2 separate regions of the Homo sapiens genome follow, and region 2 is linked to region 1. Evidence: chromatin loops called from intact Hi-C (ENCODE). Cell type or tissue: body of pancreas. All regions are shown on one strand. Region 1 holds the start of LOC124905089 (a long non-coding RNA gene). Region 2 overlaps RGL4 (ral guanine nucleotide dissociation stimulator like 4).

Region 1 (5,000 bases):
GTGAGCCAAGATCACACCATTGCACTCCAGCCTGGGTGACAAAGGTGCAACTGTCTTTAAAAAAAAAAAAAAAAAAGAAACAAAAGAAAGAAAACCCCAGTTACTAAAGTCAGTTCCACCAGCAGTTCTGTTTTTCTGAGTCTGACAGCTTTCATTTGCTCACCAAATGTAGTTATACACAAATTTTTTACTGCTTTTCTAATTAAATGCTTCTCTCCTGTCTTACAAGTGTTAGTTCTTGTCTGCAACTTGACCATAGCTACCCCCAGGGCCCTGGTCCCACTCTCAATAGAGAGTTATGGCTGTGTATCCTCAGTGAAACCCTGGGACACATCACACTTCCCTCCTCGTCTATAAAATAGGGACTGAACACATCCTTCCCAGTTCTGTAATGCTACGACCTACCAACTCCCTTTTCTCGCTCTGTTTCTTCTTTCCATGGCAGGGGTATTCAGATATTTCTTTTATTTACTTATTTATTTATTTTTTGAGATGGACTATTGCTCTGTCGACCAGGCTGGAGTGCAGTGGCACGATCTCGGCTCACTGTAACCTCCACCTCCCAGGTTCAAGCGATTCTCCAGCCTCAGCCTCCTGAGTAGCCTGGACTACAGGCACACGCCACCGCATCTGGCTAATTTTTGTATTTCTAGTAGAGACGAGGGTTTCACCATGTTGGTCAGGCTGGTCTTGAACTCATCTCAGGTGATCCACCCGCCTCGTCCTCCCAAAGTGCTGGGATTACAGGCATGAACCACCATGCCCAGCCTCAGGTATTTCTTTTACTAACAAATCATAAAACATTATTTTCTTATACAAAATTGAGAACCCCACAGTGGGGTACCATTGTCCTCATAGGACAAAGACAAATAGTCAATATCTGGCAAGCATTATGTGCCTGACAGTGTTCCAACTGTGGCATACTAATTTAACCCTCAGAAATAGTCCCATTTTACACATCTTACAGCGTAAATCTAGAGGGAAAAGTCAAGTAACTTCCCCAAGGTCCCACAACTGCTCAGTGAGTTCAGGCAGATGAGCAAACAAAGGCTTAGAGTTCAGTTGTCTGAGGCTACACTGCAAAACAGTGGATGAACCTGGAATACAAAGGCTCATTCACTGTCCAGCAGTAGAGTTGAAGTAGAGTTTAAGTTTTATTCTGGAAACATGAGAGTCACGGAACCACACAGAGGTGAGGAGTCTCTATCAGATGTGTTTGCAGTGAGGTCTCTCTGCACAATAGAGAAGGACTCATGGAACCAGTGGGACCAATTAAGAGACATGATGTTGGGAGGCCAAGGTGAGTGGATCATTTGAGGTCAGGAGTTCGAGACCAGCCTGGCCAACATGGTGAAACCCCATGTCTACTAAAAATACAAAAATTAGCCTGGCATGATGGCGGGTACCTGTAGTCCCATCTACCCAAGGGGCTGAGGCAGGAGAATCGCTTGAACCCAGGAGGTGGAGGTTGCAGTGAGCCAAGATCACACCACTGAACTCCAGCCTGGGCAACAGGGAGAGATTCTGTCTCAAAAAAAAAGAGAGAGAGACATTATGTTCATCTGGAAGAACAGATAAGGCCAAAGGAAGTAGAAATGACTGAAGTGGACAGAGAAGTTCTGTGATCATTTGGCAGAGAGAACAGAAAGTGCTAGAGGATTAGATGTGGAAGAACAGGGGAAGGAAAAGGAAAAACAGGCTGCTAAGGCTCTAGTTTGAAGGACTGGGTAAATAGCAGTGAATGTCTCCTACAAAGACAATGTAGGAAGAGGAATAGGTATGGGGAATAAGATAGTTTTCGGCTGGGTGCAATGACTCACGCCTGTAATCCCAGCACTTTGGAAGGCCGAGCTGGGTGGATTATGAGGTCAGGAGTTCGAGATCAGCCTGGCCAACATGGTGAAACCCCATTTCTACTAAAATTACAAAAATTAGCCGGGTGCGATGATGGGCACCTGTAATCCCAGCTACTCAGGAGACTGAGGCAGGAGAATTGCTTAAACCTGGGGGGCGGAGTTTGCAGTGAGCCGAGATTGTGCCACTGCACTCTAGCCTGGGTGACAGCGTGAGACTCTGTCTCAAAAAAAAAAAAAAAACACCACATAGTTTTGGACTCTTAAGTATCGCATTGAAATGGAGCTCTCTGGTAGAAAGTTGGACAGAAACCTCTGTAGGCTAAGTCCATTCTGTGACATCACAACTCATGTTTTAAAAAATACACCCACAAAGTCAAACCATTTAGGAAATTTCCTAAAATTTACATACTCAAATATGACAACTTTTTAGTTATTACTTTCTTAGAGCAACTTCGAATTTACAATCGTAGTGAATGAGGTGTCATGTAAAATAGAACTGTTATATAAAAACAACATTTGAATTTTATTCTCATCAGAGCATATAGAAAACAATTGAAGCCATGGGTATGGCAGGGATTGCTTTAAAAAGCTGTGCCTGATAAGGGGAATTGGAAAGAAAGGAGACTTGGGGGCTGGGTGCGGTGGCTCATGCCTGTAATCCCAACACTTTGGGAGGCCTAAGCAGGTGGATCACCAGAGGTCCGGAGGAGTTCGAGACCAGCCTGGCCAACGTGGTGAAACCCCGTCACTACTAAAAATACAAAAATTAGCTGGGCATGGTGGTGGGCACCTGTAATCCCAGCTATTTGGGAGGCTGAGGCAGGAGAATTGCTTGAACCCAGGAGACGGACGTTGCAGTGAGCCGAGATGGTGCCACTGCACTTCAGCCTGGGTGACAGAGCAAGACTCTGTCTTAAAAAAAAAAAGAAAAGAAAGAAGACTTGGGGAATAGGGAGATTTAAGTGGCATTAAGTAAAGCCTGCAAATGTGAGCAGGGAGTGTCAAGGTACCTGAGTGTTCATCAGAAATGGCTGATCGAGTGAGTCTCATCACAATGGAGCTGGTGTCTGCTTCTCATTTCTCTAATGGCCACACCTAGCACAGTACCTGGTCAATAGGGACTCAATACCTGATACCCCAATGAACAGAGTAAAATTCTGCCAGTTCAAACACACGTCCATGCCCACCAACTTCCCTCGTGGAGTTTTACTTCTTTCACTTACTGTAATGTTTTGAAGATCATCCCTCCTGTGACCTGTATCCATAGTTTCTTTTCCTTGTGTAACTGAGCAGTACTCCACTGTATGCACAGACCACATGGGTCTATCCATTCTCTAGCTGACGGACACTTGGGTTGTTTCCAGTTGCTGCCTATAGTGAATGAGGCTGCTGAGAACATTTATGTACACGTCTTTTTGGAACACATGCTTTCATTTCTTCTAGATAAATTCCTAGGGCTAGAATTGCTAGGTCAAATGGCTAGTTTATGCTTAACTTCTTTTTTTTTGCCTTTCTTATTCATAGAAATTACACTGATACATAATATTGGACATTTCTATGAGGTGCATGTGCTGTTTGGTTCCGTGCATCCACCATGTCATCATCAAGTCAGGATATTTGGGGTATGGCCTTGAGTATTTATCATTTCTATGTGTTGAGTATATTTCAGTTCTCTCTTGTAGCTATTTTGAAATATACAATACATTATTGCTAACCATAGTCACCCTACTCTGCTATCCAACATTAGAACACATTCCTTGCATCTAACTGTAAGTGTGTATTCATTGACCAACCTCTCTGCATTCCCTTCTTATACCCAGAGAAGGAGAGAGGAAGGAGGGAAAGGAGCTGTGGTTGGGCTGAATTAGGGCCCAGGGACGGCTGTGTCCCAGTCCCGGGACCTGTCCATGTGCTGTGTTGTGTGGCCTCAGGGACTTTACAGATGTGATGATGTCAAGGGGCCTGAGGTGGAAGATGATCCTGGGTTATGTGGGTGGGTCCAAGGTGGGGTCTTTATAAGGGAAAGGAGGAGGCAGGAGGGTCAGAGTGACAGCAGGTGTGGGGCTGGAGGACAAGAAAGGGAGAGAAGGAGGGAGGGTGAGAGAAGACAGTTGGCAGGGAGAGAGAGAGAGAGAGAGAAGAGTGGGAGAGAGATTTGAAGATGCTGAGCTCTGGCTTTGAAGTTGGAAGAAGGGGCCAGGAGCCCAGGGCGTCCTCTAGAAGCTGGAAAAATCCTGGAAATGGATTCTCCCCAGAGCCCTCAGAAGGAGCCTGGCCCAGCTGGCACCCTGATTTTAGCACTCTACGATTCATTTTGGATGGCTAACCTCCAGACCAGGGAGAGAACCAATGTGTGATGTTTTAGGGGTCATTTGTGACAGCAGCCACAGGAAAGTCAAACAGGAGCCATGGGAGAGACTCCCTAGGATGCACCGAGGGTCCCTCCCTGGCCCCACCCACAGAAACACAGGCCTGACCACTGCTAGTGCCCCCACCCCTCTAACACCCTGATGAGCAGGAACCATGCAGGAGGGGCTGGGTGTGGCTGGGCCCTGTTCTCTCCCCCGACACCTTCTCAGAGAGGAGCTGGAGCCCCAGACCCTGGGAGCCTCACAGATATTCCCAACACAGGACCTGGTTTTCCATTTCCCAAAATGATGCTTCCTCCAAAGATGGCCAGTGACTCTCTGTGCCAAGCATCTGAGAAACTCTCCAGGTCCTAGGGCTGCCAGGCAGTCAGCTGTGCACATGTTGGAGCCCAAATCCCATCAATAGTGAGGCCCTGGGTAAAACACATCCCCACTTTTAATTATGAGGAGATGCCTGGCCTCAGCATTGAGAACACCAACTTCCCTCAAGTGAAAACTTATTTAATCTCTTAGAAATGATGGAGCACACCAGCCTGAACAACATGGTGAAACCCTGTCTGTAATAAAAACACAAAAATTAGCCGGACATTGCAGCATCTACCTGTAATCCCGGCTACTCAGGAGGCTGAGGCAGGAGAATTGGTTGAACCTGGGAGACAGAGGTTACGGTGAGCCAAGATCGAGCCATTGCACTCCAGCCTGGGCGACAGAGTGAGACTCCATCTAAAAAAAAAAGAAAGAAATGATGGAGCACCTATTACCCTTCTTGCACTGG
Region 2 (5,000 bases), 66 kb after region 1:
CGGCCAGCATCAAGCCCTGTTGCATGGGGACCACTGGGGACCCAGGATTCCAGCTGGGCAGGCACTGACAGGGGACCTGATGTGTGGCTCATGGTGGCCTCACAGCTGCTTCTCTGTCCTGCAGCTACAAGCTGTCCTGCCAGCTGGAGCCCGAAAACCCGTAGGCTGGCAACATCCTGCAGTGGCTGGGAACCCACCGGGATGCTGGCCAGAACACCGGCTCTGCACCATCCCTCACCCAGACCGTAGACACCAGGGAACCACATCTAGGAGGCTGGCAGCTCAGCTGCATCTTGCCCTGGATCCTCATCACCAACTGCTCCTGCTGGCCAGGATCAGGCCATGGGACTTTTGTGAGTCAGGCGGGAGACCATTTTATGTTTATTTTCTTTAGTGTATAAGTAAGGGTTTTTTCTTAACTTTCGTTAAAATAAAATTTTAAAAAACTATTCAAAATGTTCTGTAGTTGTTGGAATGAGAAAAGTAACTCCAGTGCGGTAACCATATACCAGTCTTTAGGATTCATAGCCTAGCATGTCAAATTGAGGCTATGGCTGAACAAGTTATGGAATAGCATTCACATTACACATGCCAAGCATTTAATGTTTTCCTTCTTTATTCAAATTATTGTTAACTCTGCTTAAGAAAACAAACAGAACAAAACAAAACCCCTTAAAAGCCATAGTATGTCACCCAATCTATGTCACCCATAGTATGTCACATTTGTTCTACTGACCAGCTATTCTCAAACTTAAATTCTAGTTAAATTCAAGTTCCACTGGGTTACTCAATTTTCTTAAGGTTTAAATATTTAACAAATCACTTAAATATTTACTGAAGGGCTGGAGATGGGAGGTATTTAAGCAAGTGGTAGGGCTGGCCTTCTCCAGAAGTCCTGGGCAGAAGGGAGCTGGCCATCAGTCTCCACGAAATACAGATAAACTTTTTCCACTGTGGATCTTCCCAGACCTTCTGACACCTCTCCCCTAAATGAACATCAAGGAAGGTGAGAACTGTTTGAACTCAGTATCTAAAAGATGTCCCACAGCTTAATTTGAACACAACCCCCATTGTGGGATATCAGACAAAAACATGCCAAAGAAATCAACATTTCAGGGTCTGAAACATGTAATACCCCCAAATCAACACAAAATAGACACCTAAATCCAATCCTGGAGCCGCAAAGCTCCTATAAGAAAAGCGGGAGTTTCTATTTCGGCAAAACTTGTATCTATGCACGCAGTTTGCAAAAAAGAAAGAAAAGAAAACCAAAAATTATCTATGGCAAGAAACCCTTTGACCATGCAATTGATTTGGCAATACTTTTTCTTATTTTTTATTCTTTTTGGATGGAAAACAAAAATGTGAATACAAACACATAGGACTAAACATCATTTTAGAGCTTCCGCATGGGGAAGAGAAACAATGAACCATTAAAGAAGGCATCCTACAGATTGAAAGAAAGTTCAGCAGAATCATCTGTGAAAGGGGTTGTTATCTAACATGTACAAGAAACTAACACTACTCTTAACTGGAAAAATGAACAAAACCTAATACCCAAGCTAAAACTGGGCAAAGAACCTGAACAGGCACATCTGAAGAGAAAACACGAAATTGACTGACAGGTCAAAGAGAAGTTGCTCAACTTCACTAATCCTCACACAAATGTCTAACTGCAAACCAGACTCAGATACCTCTCACTCTAATTAGAATGAAACTTACCAAAAACAACAAAAAACCCATATGTTCACAGGCAGTGGCCAACGTAGAAACGCAGAAAAAGACACTTTTATAAACTATTGGTGGGAAGGTACATTACTAGACACACGAAGCGAAGCAGTTGAAGGTGCCTTAAACATTTTACATTACAACTACCCGTTCACCTATCAATCCCACCACTGGTTATACACAGAAAGCGCATGGAATCTGTTATGTTGAAGAGATATCGGCCTTCCTATGGTGACTGAAGCACTACTCACAATAGCAAAGGTATCCAATCCACCTACCTGTTCATGCACAGATAAAGGGATAAAGAAACTGCAGCACGCAGTGGAATCCTCTTCGGCCGCAGAAATTCATGAAATCATGTCATCTGCAGCAACGTGCAGAAACCTGGAGGACATGACCTTCAACAAAATGAGTCAGGCAGAGAAAGACAAACAGCATGATTTCATGCATGTGAGAATGAGATCAACTTTCTCTCTAAACGACTTTATCTCCTAGAACTAGAAAGTTCCACAGTGGTGAAGAGAGGCGGGGGGTTGGGGAGTCCGGGCAGGAACTGGGAAATGGATACAATGTTACATTCAGATGACAGGAATAAATTCAGCTGTTCTACTCCACAGTAGGGTGTCTAGAGTTAACAGTATCCTACCATATTTTCCAAAAAAGGCTGAAAAGAAGGATTCTGCATATTGCAACGACAGAGAACTAATAAATAATAACTACACAAGGTAACAGAGACAGTCAATGCCTTGCTTTCATCATTACACAAGGTATATATGCATGATCAAAATGTCCCACTCTACTCTTTAACTGTATACCTTTACTACAGAGCAAATTGGTTTTAAGGACACAGAAATAAACAATGCTGGAGTTCATGTGACACCAGGAAATGCCCGGCATTTCCAAAGCAATTCTGAGAAATCCAAACTACATTGGATGCATCACATTCTCTGATTTGAAATTTCACTCAAACTCTAGGGACCTGCTTCCACATGGATGAGTGGAAGAGAACCTGAAGTAAACCCACACACCTCATACGACCTGATTTTGGATGAAATACACAATGATAAGTAATGGGGAAAGAACTCCCTTTTCAATAGTCTTGGGGTAAGTGGCGAGCCATATGCAGAACAGTAAGTAACACTAGGCCTCTACTTCTCACCATGTGCAAAAGTTCACTCCGATGAATGAAAGATGTAAATGGAAGACCTCAAACTACAAAAATCCTACAAGAGACCCTAGGAAGTACCCTTCTCGACATCGGCTTTGACAAAGCATTTATATGCCTAAGACCCCACATGACACTGCAACAAAAGCAGTAATCAACATGTGGGACCTAATACACTGAAGAGCCACCGCACAACACGACAAATTACCAACAGAGTAGACAGACAACATACAGGATGAGAGAAAATGTTCCCAAACTATGCACCTCACCAAGGTTCTAATATCTAGAATCTACCTTAAAGACCTTATAGAAATCAATTAGCAAAACCCCCCAAATAACTAATAAATAGACAATGGATATGAACACACACTTCTTGAAAGATGACGTACAAGCAACCAACAAATCTGAAAATATGCTCAACCTAACTATCAGAGAAATATAAATCAAAAGCACAAGGAGATATCATCTCACACTGGTCAGAATGGCGATTACACAGTTAAAAAAAAAAAAGGACACTGGTGTGGCAGCAGAGAAAGGGGACACTGGTCCACTTTTGGTGAAAATGCAGAGTAGTTCAGACACCATGGAAAGCACTTCGGAGATTGCTCAAAGAACTTAAACCAGAACTACCATCTGACCCAGCAATCCCACCACTAGGATATACACAAAGGAAAATGAATCCTTCTGACCAAAACACACATGCACACAAACGGTCCTGGCAGCACTATTTACGATGGCAAACACGTGAAATCAACCTAGGTACCCATCAACAGTGGATCAGAAAAGGAAAATGCAGTACATATATACCACAAAAAGCTAGGCAGCCATTACAAAAAAGAAGGAAATCATGTCCTTGGCAGCACCATGAAAGGAGCTGGAGGCCATTATCTAAAGAGAAATAAGGAAAAAACAGAACACCAAATGACACATGTTCTCACTTACAAGGTGGAGCTAAAATTGAATACACCCTACCGTAAAAGTGAAAACAGCAGACACTGGTGACTATCAGACGAAAAAGAAGGGACAAGGTATGTGCTAAAGACCTACCCGGTGGGTGCACCTGTTCCCTGCGTGATAAGGTCCCTGGGACCCCAAGTCTCAGTGGCATGCAGTATACCAAAGGCAGTAACTAATCTGCCTTTGTACCCTTTAGTCTATAATAAACGTAGAAATTATGTTAAAAAATACACTTAGAAGCTAAAAAAATGAATGAAAAACACAAGCTTTTATAATTATCCAAACAATCCTTTATTGGTATAAACTAAGAAAGTGGACAGAATGAGTAAACCAAATACTCAACCCCAATTTACATATAGTGAACACATTTTTTCAAAAGAACACCAAAAAGACACAATGGGAAAAAGAGACTGTTTAATAGATGATTTTGAGCAAACTGAATATTCACATACAAAACACTGAAATAGGACCCTTATGTCATGCAACACAAAAATCAATGCAAAATACATTAAAGACCTAAAACTCAATTCTGAAACCACAAAACTCCCACAAGAAAACAGGGTGCGCATGTATTTTAGAAAAGAAATCCATGCACGCAGCCTGCTAAAGGTATAAACAAAACATTAAAACAAAGGAAACACTCTAAGAAAACATCCATAGACAATGTAATGGCTTGGCATTTTCACTGAAAAGCTGGGGACCCGGTTCCACAGAGCAGTGGAACAGATTAGAAGACCCAGATATAAACCCGCACAACTGAAACCATCTGATGCTTGAAAAAAATCAACAAAAATAAGCGATGGAGAAAGGACTCCCTATCAGTAAGTGGTGCTGGGATAAGTGGCTAGCTGGATGCAGAAGAAATAACACTGGGCCCCTGTGTCTCACCATGTACAGAAAGCAACTCAAAATGAATCAAAGATTGAAATGCAAAATCCCAGGCTGAGCACGGTGGCTCATGCCTGAAATCCAAGCACTCTGGGAGGCAGAAGTGGTCAGATGATTTGTGGTCGGGGAGTTCGAGACCACCCTGGCCAATATGGTGAAATCCCGTCTCTACTAAAAAAGCAAAACTTAGCCGGGCATGGTGGCACGTGCCTGTACTCCCAGCTACTTGGGAGACTGAGGCAGGAGAATCACTTGAACCCGG

The links. A loop is a pair of places that touch in the nucleus more often than their neighbours do. Peaks named below come from ENCODE experiments on the same cell type or tissue, not always from the same donor. Only the 100,000 strongest peaks of a DNase experiment are listed, where the experiment ranks them.
Region 2: a loop joins it to region 1, with 3 times the contacts of the local background. A loop is called at or near these places in 3 of 110 quality-filtered maps.

What each region holds. Positions count from the first base shown.
Region 1 is chr22:23,632,857-23,637,856 of GRCh38, forward strand. It overlaps LOC124905089 (a long non-coding RNA gene), which reads right to left and starts at 4,876. Exons shown (of 3, transcript XR_007068021.1): 1 at 4,827-4,876; 2 at 3,080-3,227; 3 at 20-54. RefSeq lists a silencer at 504-641. In body of pancreas, no CTCF peak of the experiment used is centred here; no DNase peak of the experiment used is centred here.
Region 2 is chr22:23,698,720-23,703,719 of GRCh38, forward strand. It overlaps RGL4 (ral guanine nucleotide dissociation stimulator like 4), which reads left to right. Exons shown (of 11, transcript NM_153615.2): 11 at 125-449. The coding sequence ends at 164. It also overlaps the pseudogene GUSBP11. Among named protein-coding and RNA genes, the nearest start is that of RGL4, 10 kb to the left of the region's middle. In body of pancreas, no CTCF peak of the experiment used is centred here; a DNase peak (open chromatin) is centred at 2,242; H3K27ac peaks cover 1,493 bases.